Linked DNA regions of Homo sapiens: regions 2, 3 and 4 are each linked to region 1. A link is a contact called in ENCODE Hi-C or POLR2A ChIA-PET data. All regions are on one chromosome and are shown on one strand. Each heading gives the region's core, a stretch centred on a gene start or an enhancer-like site at or near the end of the contact. The rest is flanking DNA. Distances are from core to core; before and after follow the strand shown. Region 1 overlaps L3MBTL3 (L3MBTL histone methyl-lysine binding protein 3). Region 2 overlaps TMEM200A (transmembrane protein 200A). Region 3 holds the start of TMEM200A (transmembrane protein 200A). Region 4 has its middle 38 kb from the start of SAMD3.

Evidence for each region. A loop is a pair of places that touch in the nucleus more often than their neighbours do. ChIA-PET counts read pairs that join two places held with the same protein, here RNA polymerase II (POLR2A). Pooled maps may share reads with other maps.
Region 2: a loop to region 1 is called in a map of naive thymus-derived CD4-positive, alpha-beta T cell, with 4 times the contacts of the local background. The contact joins two enhancer-like sites. A Hi-C loop is called at or near these places in 2 of 168 maps with a recorded cell type or tissue (CD4-positive, alpha-beta memory T cell and naive thymus-derived CD4-positive, alpha-beta T cell) and 5 of 50 pooled maps.
Region 3: a loop to region 1 is called in a map of naive thymus-derived CD4-positive, alpha-beta T cell, with 2.5 times the contacts of the local background. The contact joins the promoter of TMEM200A here to the enhancer-like site in region 1. A Hi-C loop is called at or near these places in 1 of 168 maps with a recorded cell type or tissue (naive thymus-derived CD4-positive, alpha-beta T cell) and 6 of 50 pooled maps.
Region 4: a map of CD4-positive, alpha-beta memory T cell shows a loop between it and region 1 (2.9-fold over the local background). The contact joins two enhancer-like sites. A Hi-C loop is called at or near these places in 2 of 168 maps with a recorded cell type or tissue (CD4-positive, alpha-beta memory T cell and GM12878), 11 of 37 single-sample maps with no recorded cell type and 11 of 50 pooled maps. POLR2A ChIA-PET finds 5 or more read pairs at or near these places in 1 of 52 experiments (T-cell).

What each region holds. Positions count from the first base shown.
Region 1 is chr6:130,130,745-130,133,881 of GRCh38, reverse strand. L3MBTL3 (L3MBTL histone methyl-lysine binding protein 3) reads right to left here. Exons shown (of 23, transcript NM_032438.4): 21 at 261-430; 22 at 1-39. Among named protein-coding and RNA genes, the nearest start is that of SAMD3, 91 kb to the left of the region's middle. Within about 2 kb of position 1,526, at least 5 of the 41 ENCODE cell types and tissues checked have a DNase peak (open chromatin) inside an H3K27ac peak, as active enhancers do.
Region 2 is chr6:130,381,594-130,384,730 of GRCh38, reverse strand. All of the region lies in intron 1 of TMEM200A (transmembrane protein 200A), which reads right to left. Among named protein-coding and RNA genes, the nearest start is that of TMEM200A, 17 kb to the right of the region's middle. Within about 2 kb of position 1,455, at least 2 of the 41 ENCODE cell types and tissues checked have a DNase peak (open chromatin) inside an H3K27ac peak, as active enhancers do.
Region 3 is chr6:130,364,458-130,367,594 of GRCh38, reverse strand. It overlaps TMEM200A (transmembrane protein 200A), which reads right to left and starts at 1,578. Exons shown (of 3, transcript NM_001258277.2): 1 at 1,071-1,578. It also overlaps a transcript of SAMD3 not described here. RefSeq lists a silencer at 2,045-2,144.
Region 4 is chr6:130,259,330-130,262,466 of GRCh38, reverse strand. It overlaps a transcript of SAMD3 not described here. Among named protein-coding and RNA genes, the nearest start is that of SAMD3, 38 kb to the right of the region's middle. RefSeq lists enhancers at 1,625-1,744, 1,965-2,104. Within about 2 kb of position 1,511, at least 5 of the 41 ENCODE cell types and tissues checked have a DNase peak (open chromatin) inside an H3K27ac peak, as active enhancers do.

The DNA of each region.
Region 1 (3,137 bases), core at 277-2,776:
TTCTTCACACCCAGGTAAGCTCTGTATAAATTCTGACACCTGTCAAAAGCAATATCAAAATTCCCAGTTAAAAAACACAGTCAGAATCTAAATGCTACAGGTTCAAAACATTTAACCCATATGCATTAGTTATTTCTCTCACAATAATTTCTTCTCTTTCAGAAAAAAAAAGACTAAACGCTACCTACGCTCAATGTTCCACACCTCTTAAGCCAGTAATCCTGTATCTGGTGTCGGGCAGCAAAGAAAATAAAATATACCTCGTCTGTGCTCCATTTGGAAACTTTACTGGCAGGGATTCCTGCGACAGTTGGAAGAAGTTTGCTTTGCTGCTCCCAGCGCAAGGGCAGACATGGAATTGGGGACTTAAAGGACAGAAAGACAGCTGACCGACGCTGTGCCTGCTGGACGGTGGGTTCTTCCCGGGCACCTGGTCAATGAAAACAAATGGGAAATCACTCTCTGAAAGCAGCAAGAAAGCCCCAAATGCCGTGCATCTCCCAGATAACGAGACTGGAGGTGGGAGTGGTTAAAGCATTGGTTCCTTTCAGCATTATACTATTGAATAGGCTCTTCTTTGTCTTTACTGAAGGTCACTATAAAAAACAACCTGTAAATTCAACTGATATCATTTGCTACAGCACTCATTACTAAAGACATGCTTCATTATGTTGTTCAACGTTGTCTCTTTAATGCTTCAGATAAGAAACGTGCCTCAAAGTTTTAATGGGAAGGAAAGTTAGTCTTATTCTAGGAAGTTGTTTATTTGCTCCCCTTTCTGCTTTGGATGTTGTAAAGGTAACAGCCAAGTTGCATCTCACGTCTAACACCTGTGCTTACCATGTATTCACAGTTGGCATACTTTCTCTCTCCTTTTGTCTCAGGGCTTGGTTTGGTTTTTTAACTTCTTATTTACTAATCATACTGATTTTTTAAATAGCCAATTCAATTTTTTGACAGGGATATGAAATTATTGCAATAAAAATAAAACAGCAGAAATGCAAATGTTTTTGTAATTTTTTACTTGTTCAGATCAAAATTAAAACTACTAAATATTCTTACTGTAGCCTGGGCAACAAGACAAGGTCCCATCTCTTGAAAGAAAAAAAAAAACCCTACTGAATATTCTATTTATGTTAGAGCTTCTGAACCCAAAGCTAGTTTTATGGCTGCTTTCCTAAAACGGCCATTCTCTAGCAAAGGATTTTTGTCCTCTGGACGCTTGACTTAGAGCTGTCAATCGTCGTCTCCTTATGGTCCTTTAGAACAGAAACCTTTTCTGAAAACTCTGTATTCAAAGCACCTCAGAAGAAAGGCACCTCCCATACATTTCCTCTCTGCTCACACACCAGCTCAGTTACAAGGACACCTCAATTCTATCACAAAGCCTTGCTTTTATATCTCTAAGATCTACAGAAAGACACAGAAATCACTAAGTGTAAAGTTCACTGAATTTTCACAAAGTGAACACACCCATGTAACCAACACCCTGACTGAAAACAAAACGTGGCCAGCACACCCTTCCAATCGCACCTCATCTGTCAAGGGTGACCACTTCCTTGACTACTAACACCATAGATTCATTTACCCTTTTTTGAATTGTATTTAAAATGGAAACTTGGGTATCTGGCTTCTTTCTCTAAACAGCATGTTTCTGAGATTCATCCACATTGTTGTGAGTAGTAGAAGTTACCTTCTCTTTCTTGTATGGTTTTTGTGGCTGTGAATACTCTATAATTTATTTGGAGATCATGAACAATGAGCATCTGAGTTGTTTTTAATTTGGTGCTATTACAAACAGTGCTATTACAAACATTCTTGTACAGATTATTTTGTCAGAGGCGTTTGAACCAGAGCAACTCCATCTTGAGCAGGAGCTGGGTAAAATGAGGCTGATACCTACTGGGTCTGAGACAACTGCATTCCCAGATGGTTAAGGCATTCTAAGTCACAGGATGAGCTAGGAGATGTGGACAAGATACAGGTCATAAAGACCTTGCTGATAAAACAGACTGCAGTAAAGAAGCCAGACAAAACCCACCAAAACCAAGTGACCTCTGGTCGTCCTCACTGCTACACTCTCACCAGCGCCAGGACAGTTTACAATTGTCATGTCAACATCAGGAAGTTACCCTATACAGTCTAAAAAGGGGAGGCACAAATAATCCACCCCCTGTTTAGCATATCATCAAGAAATAACCACAAAAATGGGCAACCATTTGGAGTAGTCATTCTTTATTCCTTTCCTTTCCTAATACACTTTTGCATCCTCACTTCACTCTCTGGACTTGCCCCAAATTCTTTCTTGCGCGAGACCCAAGAATCCTCTCCTGGGGTCTGGACTGCGACCCTTTCCTGGTAACAATTTCTTGAATGTACGTATGTGTTTCCATTGCACATATACCAAAGAGTGAAACTCTGAGGTCGCAGCATGTGTGTACATTAAGCTTTGGTAAATCCTGTCAGCTTTCCAAAACAACTGCAGAATACCTACCAACAGCATATGACAGTTCCAATTGCTTCACCTCCACACCAATGCTTGGTATTGTCTATCTTTTTCTTTTTAACCGTTTAGTGGGTGTATAGTGGTATCACATTATGGTTACAAATGCATTCCATGATTAATGATAATCTTTCCCTATGTTTATTGTCCACATAGAGAGGCTCTTTTGTAAAGGGCTTATTTCTACTAGACAAATTTCCAATAGATAAATTTGGTTAAGAAATGACTTCTTTACAATATTGAGTCTTCCAATCCATGAAGAAGCTAAATCCCTCAATTTCTTTGGCTCTTCTTTAATATCTCTCATTAATATTTTGTCATTTTCAGGTAGAGATCTTGCACATCTTTTGTTAAATTTATTCCTATGTATCAGATGTTTCCTGAGGCTGTTATAAGTGGTAAATTTTTAAAAAATTTATTTCTTATTGTTCTGTTACAGTTTTCTAATAAGTTTATTCTTAAACTAGCCTAATCCAAAATTTGAATTGCTCTGAATGCTAGAAAGTCACTATGCTGAGTCAAAAATCTATTTTACTGGAGTTGACACCCACTGGTTCTGGTACTACCTCATTGAGCTTATACAGAAAAATTCTAGTGTCTGCTCCACATGAAACATTTCAAATCTTCAAATATG
Region 2 (3,137 bases), core at 206-2,705, 250 kb before region 1:
CTAATGATACATATCAGAAACATGCTATTCCTTTCTGAATCAAGGAAACTACAAAGGAAAGTTTGAAGTGTCACAAGAATTAACATTTCCTTTTTTATTAATTAAAACAATAATTTTCTGGCCAGGCAGGATGGATCACACCTATAATTGCAGCACTTTGGAAGGCCAAGGTAGGAGGATCCCTTGAGGTCAGGAGTTCAAGACCAGCCTTGGCAACATAGCAAGACCCCATCTCTACAAAACATTAAAAAATTCACTGGGTGTGATGGCATACACTTGCAGTCTCACCTACTCGGGAGGCTGAGACAGGAGGATTACTTGAGCACAAGTATTTGAGGGTACAGTGAGCTATGATCATGCTACCGCTTTCTGGCCTGGGCAAACCTTTAAATAAATAAATAAAACAAAAATAAAAACACAGGTAACAGAACATTATACAGCCTTTACAAAGGCATGCTTACAAAAATTTCAGTAACATGATAAATGCTTATAATAAACTACCAAAAAGCATTCACAAACGGTAAGCTTATTTCTTATAAAAGACTAACAACAACTGACAACGTTGAGAAAGTACTTAACAAGTGATTTCTTCTTTTCTCTCTTTTCTTTTTTAGACAGAGTCTCACTTTGTCACTCAGGCTGGAGTGCAGTGTTGGCATCTCAGCTTACTGCAACCTCCATTTCCTGGGTTCAGGCGATTCTCGTGCCTCAGCCACCCAAGTAGTTGGGACCACAGGTGTGCACCACCACACCTGGCTAATTTTTTGTATTTTTAGTAAAGATGGGGTTTCACCATGTTGGCCAGGCTGGTCTCAAACTTCTGACCTCAAGGGATCCCCCCCGTCTCAGCCTCCCAAAGTGCTGGGATTACAGGCATGAACCACCGCTCCCTGCCTCTTCTTTTCTCATATAATTTGAATAAATTATTCCTACGAGGTTCTATGGGTCCCATGGCCTCCAAAGTTTTAATACTTGTCAGAATTATTCAAAACATTTTAAAAAGGAAAAAATAATCTTTTATACTCATAATGAAGGCAGTATTCACCATGTCTTCATATTCATTTTTACCTTGATGCCAACCACCTGTGATTTGTTAAAACACTAAAAATTAAAAGGAAACTAAAAATACTTACTAGCGTTTTAAATCACAACAGCTCATAATTTATTGATCAGTATTTTCAGAGATCCAGAAAGCTATGTCTGGATACACAGCTGAGTGAAGATGGCTATGGGAACCAGATTATTTGCCATCGCCAGACATTCAAGTTTTCAAACTTCAACTTTATTAAGACGGCATCATGAACGTTTCAAAACATCAAAGTGAATAAGGCCAAGAATGGGAGCAGATTATCCCCTGTCATAAATACTTCCCATCTGGCTGTTGTGGAATGCCAGCATGTTGGAACTTGCTGCTCACCTCACAGTGTCTCATTCTTTTCAGGATGGCATTGCTGACTTCCTAGCAATTGGGAAGAGAAAAATTCCAAGGCTAGGGTGGCTCTTTTTCTGAGCTAGTTAATGCCCTTGGTTTGATATGACGTGTTCCTCAGTTGAGTGGAACTGTCTTGCCCGATGCTACGGACAACTAATGAATCCCATGGAGTGCCGTCCTAATTCAATTGAATGTGACAAATTTAATAATGCCTGAGCAAATAGATGTAGGCCATGAGGAGGAGTCACAAACACAGTGTAACATCATGCCTGGCCTCAAGGAACTCACACAGCCCCTTGGGTGAGATGGTTTGCTTCCTGATCTAGAGTCACTAGGGAGGCAAAGCAGGTGCCTCGAGGAACCAGGCCACAGACAAGTGACTTCACAAATAACACAAATGTTCCTGCTTCATGCCACTAGCTCGCCCCTTCCCCAAGAAGATGGAAGAAGTTCTTGAAGGCCAGAGGAAGGGGGATACTTTTAGTGGGGCTCAGTCATTACCCTGAATCCATCCACTAGTCTCCAAAAATCAAGCACTCAATTCTCCATCAACAGAGCTGAAATGGGCTCTAATTTTTGGTAACATTGCCAGTGGTAAAATCACTAAAGGAAAAAAAAATCTTTCATGTTCCACTCTCCACTCAACTCTCTTTGTTGTCCTGAGGAGATTAAGTCCACTTCTACTACTTATAGCCCTGGGTTTAGGATAGAGACAGAAGATAGACCAGTCACTATCATTTCATACAAGCTTATCTGCTGGCATGAGCAAAGCACCCTGAAGGTGCTGGAAGGTGCAACCAACTCTCCTGAGAAAGGCCAGAGAAGACTCCACGAAAGAGATGCACTAATTCAAGGTGGGTCTAGAAGAATGAAAAATGCCTCCCCAGCAAGGATTTCCCATCCAGGCAGAGCTAACAGCTGTTTCATGTAGAGCATGCATGTGCACAGGGCAAGTGTAACCAGGTGAGACGGAATGGAGAGAGGCAAGTGCGAGCCGAAAGGGAAGGGAACAACACTGGGCAGTGTCCACTTTGTGCCACACACTGTGCCAGATCTTCACTTACATGGCCTTTCATACTGCCCCCCACCAACCTCCTAAGGTGGTCATGCTGCCCTACACTAAACTGGAGCTCTGCAAGGTGAAGTAATTTGCCCAAGGTTTCATAGCTCTTAGGTAGTAATGCTCTAATCCTCCTGTGATTTTCAAATTATCCTTGGCAATGGGATTCTTTTTTCCAAAAAAAATCTCAACTGAATCATAAGTAGCCCAGATCATAAAAGGTTCACAATATATCTTTAAAACTATCTTTGAAGGAGAGCCACTTCAGCAAGGCAGCCAGATGGCAGTGTGTTCTGGAGTGAACGGAAGAGGAAGCCACAGATCAGAGAAGCTGCAGACAGGTCGGTTAACCATCCTTTCAAATGTTAACCTTCAGTCAGCAATTTCTCAAATTCTACTAGATAACCTGTGGAACTAAAGGGTAAAAACCAAATAAACCTTTCTGCTTCCTAGACTTGAATTTTAAAATGACATGGTCTTTCCATAAACTTTTAATTTGTGCATCTCAACAACAACAACAACAACAAAGAGGTAGCCTCCCATCATCCAGGTACAATATCATCCTGTCTGTATGGCATAGCACAAGGCAGCTTTGAGCCCGCACTCAATGTTCTGCAGTTGTCACAGAAACATGGTGGACATTCT
Region 3 (3,137 bases), core at 329-2,828, 230 kb before region 1:
TTTTCACAAAATGATAATGCTTTCTAGTATCAGTAGCCAAATAACAAATTGAAGGTCTTTTTATAAGTGTTCCATAATTCAAGAAACGACAAAGTAAATAGCTTTCACAAGCTCTGGTAATATTTATGCATACAGCACTATAGAAAGTGTGCCTCAAACTTGGTTTGATTGCAAAACCGAGAGTTCAATATTCTTTCTTATAAACAAGAATAATCATCGATTCTTGAAATGTTTTCTATGCAGTTGTCCATAACTACTTCTGAAGGTATTCAGAAGAGACAAGGCAAGAGACACTTTAGTCCAACATATTTAGTTTTTAAATACACCAGACTAAGGTGGACCGGACTAAGGCTGATTCCAATTAGTCAATTACCTGTATGTGCTGCATCTGCCTTTCTCTCCGACATTACCAATGCCCGGTACTGAACAATGAATTGTTATTTAAAAAAAACACACAAACACACACACATTTTTCTAAATCAAACAGCGGTAAATACACACAGAGAGCTTGCGCCTACACAATGTGAAGTGTTGGCTGGAACAATTTATAGCAAAAGAATGATTAATGAAGCAAATCTTAGAAGCCCTCAGTCCTTTCTCTTACAGACAAGACTACAGGGAGAAGAGTAGTGCTGAATTTTGCAAATAATTGCTTTGCCTCTCCATTTTGCCTGTGTAGATTCTACCCCATCCAGATACTGCTTTACGAAACCCTGACCATACTTTGCTCAATCATGAATTAACGCTGTGGACATTACAGAGAATGCTGACTCTCAGGAACCGAGACAAAGGAGGGTGTTGCTTGGAGAAACCCAGCCAGGCGCTCCAGTACTCCGGGTTCTTGGAGGCTGCCCCGCACGGCTTCTCTCGCGCTCCCGGGACTGGGGAGTCTGGACCTGATGGCGGACTTGGTTTATTTCCCAAACTTTAGGAGAGACAGCGTTTACCTAACTCTGGAGGCTGTAGCGGAGGGGAGGGGAGGGCAGAGGGCTGAAGAAGTGCCCGGTTTCGGCTGCGGTGGCCGCCCACCCACCTCCCCACTCCCGTCAGCACCCTTTCCTTCCCCTCACCTGTCCTGAGCACCGGGCCCTGGGGGTCGGGTCGCCTCTCCCTGTTCTCAGTCCTGGTCTCACTCCAGGAGCTGTCGGGACGTCGGGCGCCTCTGGAGGCGGACGAAGAAGGCGGCAGGGTCGGGGGCGTCAGCGGGAATCTCGGCCGCCGCGGGCAGCCGCGGTCTCCCTCCCCATCCCAGGGCTCGGGCGGCCACCGCGGGCGGATGAGTCAGGCGAGGGGGCGGGTGGCAAGGGGTGCAAGCGGACGGAGGGTGGGGGCGCCCCTATGCCCGCGCCGGGGGGGCACCGGAGGCCTCGGGGCAGGGGATGCGCCGCTGCCGGTGCTCACAGAGGGCCGCCGCCATCCGGGCGCAGAGTCCAGGCGCGCCTGCCCTCGGAGGGCACCGGGCGCAGCAAGCCGGGCAGGGGAGAGGGAGTCGCCGCTCAGGCGGCGCCGCCACCGCGTCCAAGAAAGACAAAAGGGACCGGGAACGGGAGGGGAAAAGTTTTCTGCTCGGCTCCAGATGGATCCCAGCCCCAAACCTCACGCCATAAAGCCCCGAAGAGGCGGGTTGGGGGCGGGGGCCGGGGCGGACTTCCAGGGGCGTGGCTGCGCGCCTGCGACCCCGGACCGTGCCAATCTCGCCGCCGCCCCAAAACCTGTGGGAAACCCCAGTCCTGCCACCCACTCCTCCTGGAGGACGCAGACAGGATCTGCTCTGCAGGAGCCCAGGCCGGCCGATCCGCGTCCCGGCCACAAAGTTGCACTTCGAGAGCCCAAATCACCCGCAGACAAAACCCATCTTTGGGAACAAAGTACCCGCTTGCAGGCGCTCTTCCCGGGCTGGAAGGCTGGCGTGCGGAAACGGACACACCCACCCGTGGGGCCCGCCTCTAGCTACCGCGGGACCACCGGTTACCGAGCCAGGGACCCGGCTCCCCCAGTTCTCCGGAGCGGCTGGGGAGCTCCAGCCGACTCGCAGTATTCCCGGAGCAGGCACCGCAGGACCCTGGCTCCACGCCCCTCGGACGCTTTCTCCTCAGATGCCGCCCGGCGGGCCGGGGTCCCCCTGGCGGGCTGCGCGGGCGCTGCGCGAGCTAAACCAAACCTGGCCGGAAAAGACGCGGCCAAGGCCCGCTCCGTCCACGCTTCCCGCCGGCCCGGCAAGGGGTTCCGGAGAACGGCTTGGGGGGGCGAGAACCATGGGCGGGGGAAATGGAAGACAGAGGGAACTGAAGCACGGGGGTCTTCGATGAGCAGTGCGGATGTTCGACTCCAAACATCAAAGCCAACGAGAGGTTCAGGTTACTCCTCCTTGACCCCAAACATCCAGTGAGTGGAGACTGGCCTGTTCACAGAGTAAAATATGTCGTCTCTAATTCGGCAAAGACGGTGATGACTGTATATATGCAGGCCAATTCCGTAAGTAAAGTTTCATGTAAAACTAATTACCGGATATTCCAACCACCCCCTGTGCAGGCCAGCCGCATGCACAAGGTGTGTGCTATGCTTGTGTCCCCTGGATCTGTTTTAAGTGATAGAAGGCAAGTATGATATTCTGGTGCAGTGTATTTGTTTATTTCGGCGTGTGATCTGTTTATCTCGTTTTCAAGAAAAGTTTGCTTCTGGGGGGGTATAAAATCCGTGTTTGGGGGGTGGGGGAGAGCCATGCAAAAATTTCCACATTAGAAAAAAAAGTCTTTAAAATCAGATATGGCAATGAGAAGAGACTGTAGAAATGGATTTCCTGTGGTATAACCTTCTTGCCTTGACTAGAAGAATTTAGAGATTGGGCACTTTTAGTGGAGATGTCACAATCAAAATGTTTTATAAAAAGAAAGAAAAGAAAACTAAAGGAGTTACGGTGGGGGAAGGATGAGTCACCTTTATAAACCATCTGTGGTTTTATTTTTACCCCACCTGCATCTAGTATTCTAGCCCACAGCCACCTGCTCAATTCTCTTAGGTTTTCTTAAATGTGTTTGTCAAGCACCATATCAAAGGAGTGTGCTTCCATTGGGCCCTCTTCCTAGTTACCTCTACATTTTATAAAGAAACACCCTGAAGCCACATTGTCTGTAAAG
Region 4 (3,137 bases), core at 262-2,761, 130 kb before region 1:
AGGGAATTTCCTTTTTTTTTTTTCTAACAGAATAGCCCCATATTTTAAGATTTTTGAGTTAGTAAGCTACTTTTTTGCCTTTTTGATTTAGGATAGCTCTGAACTGAACTAGTGAGGTGTGCTCACAATGAGGTTTCCTCTAAAAGTTTTTTTTTTTCTTACTTTTTTTCTGTTAGCAAAGCAGTTGCCACTACAAATTGAATGCATTTGGGCCATCCACAGGTTACTGGGTCAAGGATTTTTGATAGGAAGGCCTCAGTGCTTTCGAGATATGCCCTTGTTTACACTGACAACAAAGTGGTATTGGAGTGTTATAGGCTTACGAAGAATACCTTCAATTATCAATTACAGGTTTTAAATTTACCTTGGCTTTTAAAGGAATAGGGTACACCATTTTTTTTTTCTTAACTACTTGTATATATCTCTCTTTGACTTTGTCTTTCTCTCTTTGACTTTCCTTTTGGCTCTGTCTCTTCCTCTCTTTCTCTGCCTCTCTCTTTCTCCTCTCTGTCTCTCTCTCTGTCTCTCTCTGCCTGGCTTATAATGCAGTTCTTTGAACCACTGTGGAGAGATCTAAAACCAGCTGTAACCAAGTGTCTATGTATGGGAACTGGTCTGGATGCCCGGGATTTACAGGTTACCTTGTGCCATACCTTTGAAACAAGGGACCTGTCCAGGCTTCCTTCTGATGGCCAACCCACCTCTAATGCTGGCTGGTCTATTTTACACAAAGTTTTAAGTTTTCCTGGTGTCATAGTACTACATAGTCTCCTTTAAATCCTTTTTGAAATTTTTCAACATAGTTCCTAGTAGGGTGAGCTTATTTGTGCCTGACCCATGCTTCTTCGAGACAAAACACCACGCTCACACCACACACACACCACAAAACAAAGAATGGGTAAAAAGGGCACACACACACTTTTGCAGTTTACACCAAATCAAAATCAAAACCAAAATCAGAGTATCCAGAAATCAAAACCAAAGTATCAAGCAATCCAAGTCAAGTCAAAAACAAAAACCAAAGTGCTGGTACAGGCACACCGTGGGTGATCAGGCCATGCTTCCACTCAAATGGAGTAGGCAAGTTCCCAAGACCGGTCCTGTCAAGCAATTCAAACCAAGTCAAAACCAAAACCAAAGTGCCGATAAAGGCACGCCGTGGGTGATCAGGCCACGCTTCCACTCAAATGGAGTAGGCAAGTTCCCAAGACCGGTCCTGTCAAGCAATTCAAACCAAGTCAAAACCAAAACCAAAACCAAAGTGCTGATAAAGGCACGCCGTGGGTGATCAGGCCACGCTTCCACTCAAATGGAGTAGGCAAGTTCCCAACACCGGTCCTGTCAAGCAATTCAAACCAAGTCAAAACCAAAACCAAAACCAAAGTGCCAATAAAGGCATGCTGTGGGTGATCAGGCCACACTTCCACTCAAATGGAGTGGGCAAGTTCCCAAGACCAGTCCTGTCAAGCAATTCAAACCGAGTCAAAACCAAAACCAAAACCAAACCAAAGTGCCGATAAAGGTACACCGTGGGTCATCAGACCACACTTCCACTCAAACAGAGTAGGCAAGTTCCAAAGACTAGTCTTACCAAGTTTCAGATGTCCAGACTCCAAGTACCAGTTCCTTCCCGGTGTTCAGCCACTGCGTTGATCCTCCACAGGGGGCTGCCACACACTGCTCTGGTGAGGCGTCTCACTGGGCAAATGCCTACCCGGGAGTGCTCTCAGGATCCGCATGGCTTGGGCTGGTTGGAGTCCCCTGCAGGGATGTTCCACAGGGCAGGCTTAAGTCACCTAAGGAGCTGCCTCGACCATTCGCCAATCACCTTGCTTCCCGGTCAGGGAACCAAGAAATGTAGCAGGGCCAGCTGCAGACAAAACTCCTCAGACACTGAGTTAAAGAAGGAAGGGGTTTATTCAGCCGGGAGCATTGGCAAGACTCCTGTCTCAAGAGCCAAGCTCCCCAAGTGAGCAATTCTTGTCCCTTTTAAGGGCTCACAACTCTATGGGGGTCCGTGAGAGAGGGTCGTGATCAACTGAGCAAGCAAGAGGTACGTGACAGGGGCTGCATGCACTGGTGGTCAGAGTGAAACAGAACAGACCAGGAAGTTTCACAATGTCTTTCTATACAATGTCTGGAATCTATAGATAACATCAGTTGCTAGGTCTGGGGTTGAATTTTAACCACCAGGCTTAGGTCAGGCAGGCCCAGGCCTGGTTTCAGGTCTGGTTCCTTGGTTTTGGGTCTGGTTCCTAGGCACCGGGCTACCTGCCTTTAGTTTCACTTCTCTTTCCTTTTCTGAGTATAAAACAATATGAGAGGGTCTGTCTCTATTCTCTCACTATATGTAGTCCATTGTTGAACAAAACATTATTATGCAGTATGTGACTGTATCTATGATATAGAAAGGACTCTAAGAACTCAATAGTTCAAAAGACTAATTAGAAAATGGCCAAAAAACTGAAGAATCCTTGTGATGATGTACTTATTCTTATCTTGACTGTGGTAGATACCTGAAACACGTGATAAAATTGCAGAGAACTAAATGCAGCACACAAATGAGCACAAGTAAAACAAAAAAAAATTGAACAATTTCAGTGGATTAAGTTAATGTCAATATCTTGTTTTTAGCATTGTACTAAAGTTTTGTGAGATGTTATCACTAGAGGAATCTGGGTAAAGGATAGGCAGGCTCTCTCTGTGTTACTTCCTATAACTTTGCACATGAGTGCACAGTTATCTCAAAATAAAAAGTTTTGTTAAAAAAAATACATTGAGTCCAGGTTTTGTGCTCCTCTGACCTGGCAGGCCTTTTCCTCTAAATCGGGTACTGAGACAATGGTAAAGGGCCTGTTTCTATTCACTGTATCTTTTGATCATTTATGTGTTTCTATGGTTTGAATGTTTGTCCCTTCCAAATCTCATGCTGAAATTTTATTCCCAATGTTGAAGATGGGGCCTAATGGGAGATGTTTGGATCATGGAGGCTGATCACTCATGAAAAATTAATATCCTCACTCAGGTGAGTGAGTTCTCACTGCATTCATTCCCAAGAGAACTGATTGTTAAAAAGAGCTCCACGCTCTTGCTTTCTCTCTCACCATGTGATCACTGCACACATCAGCTCCCCTTTG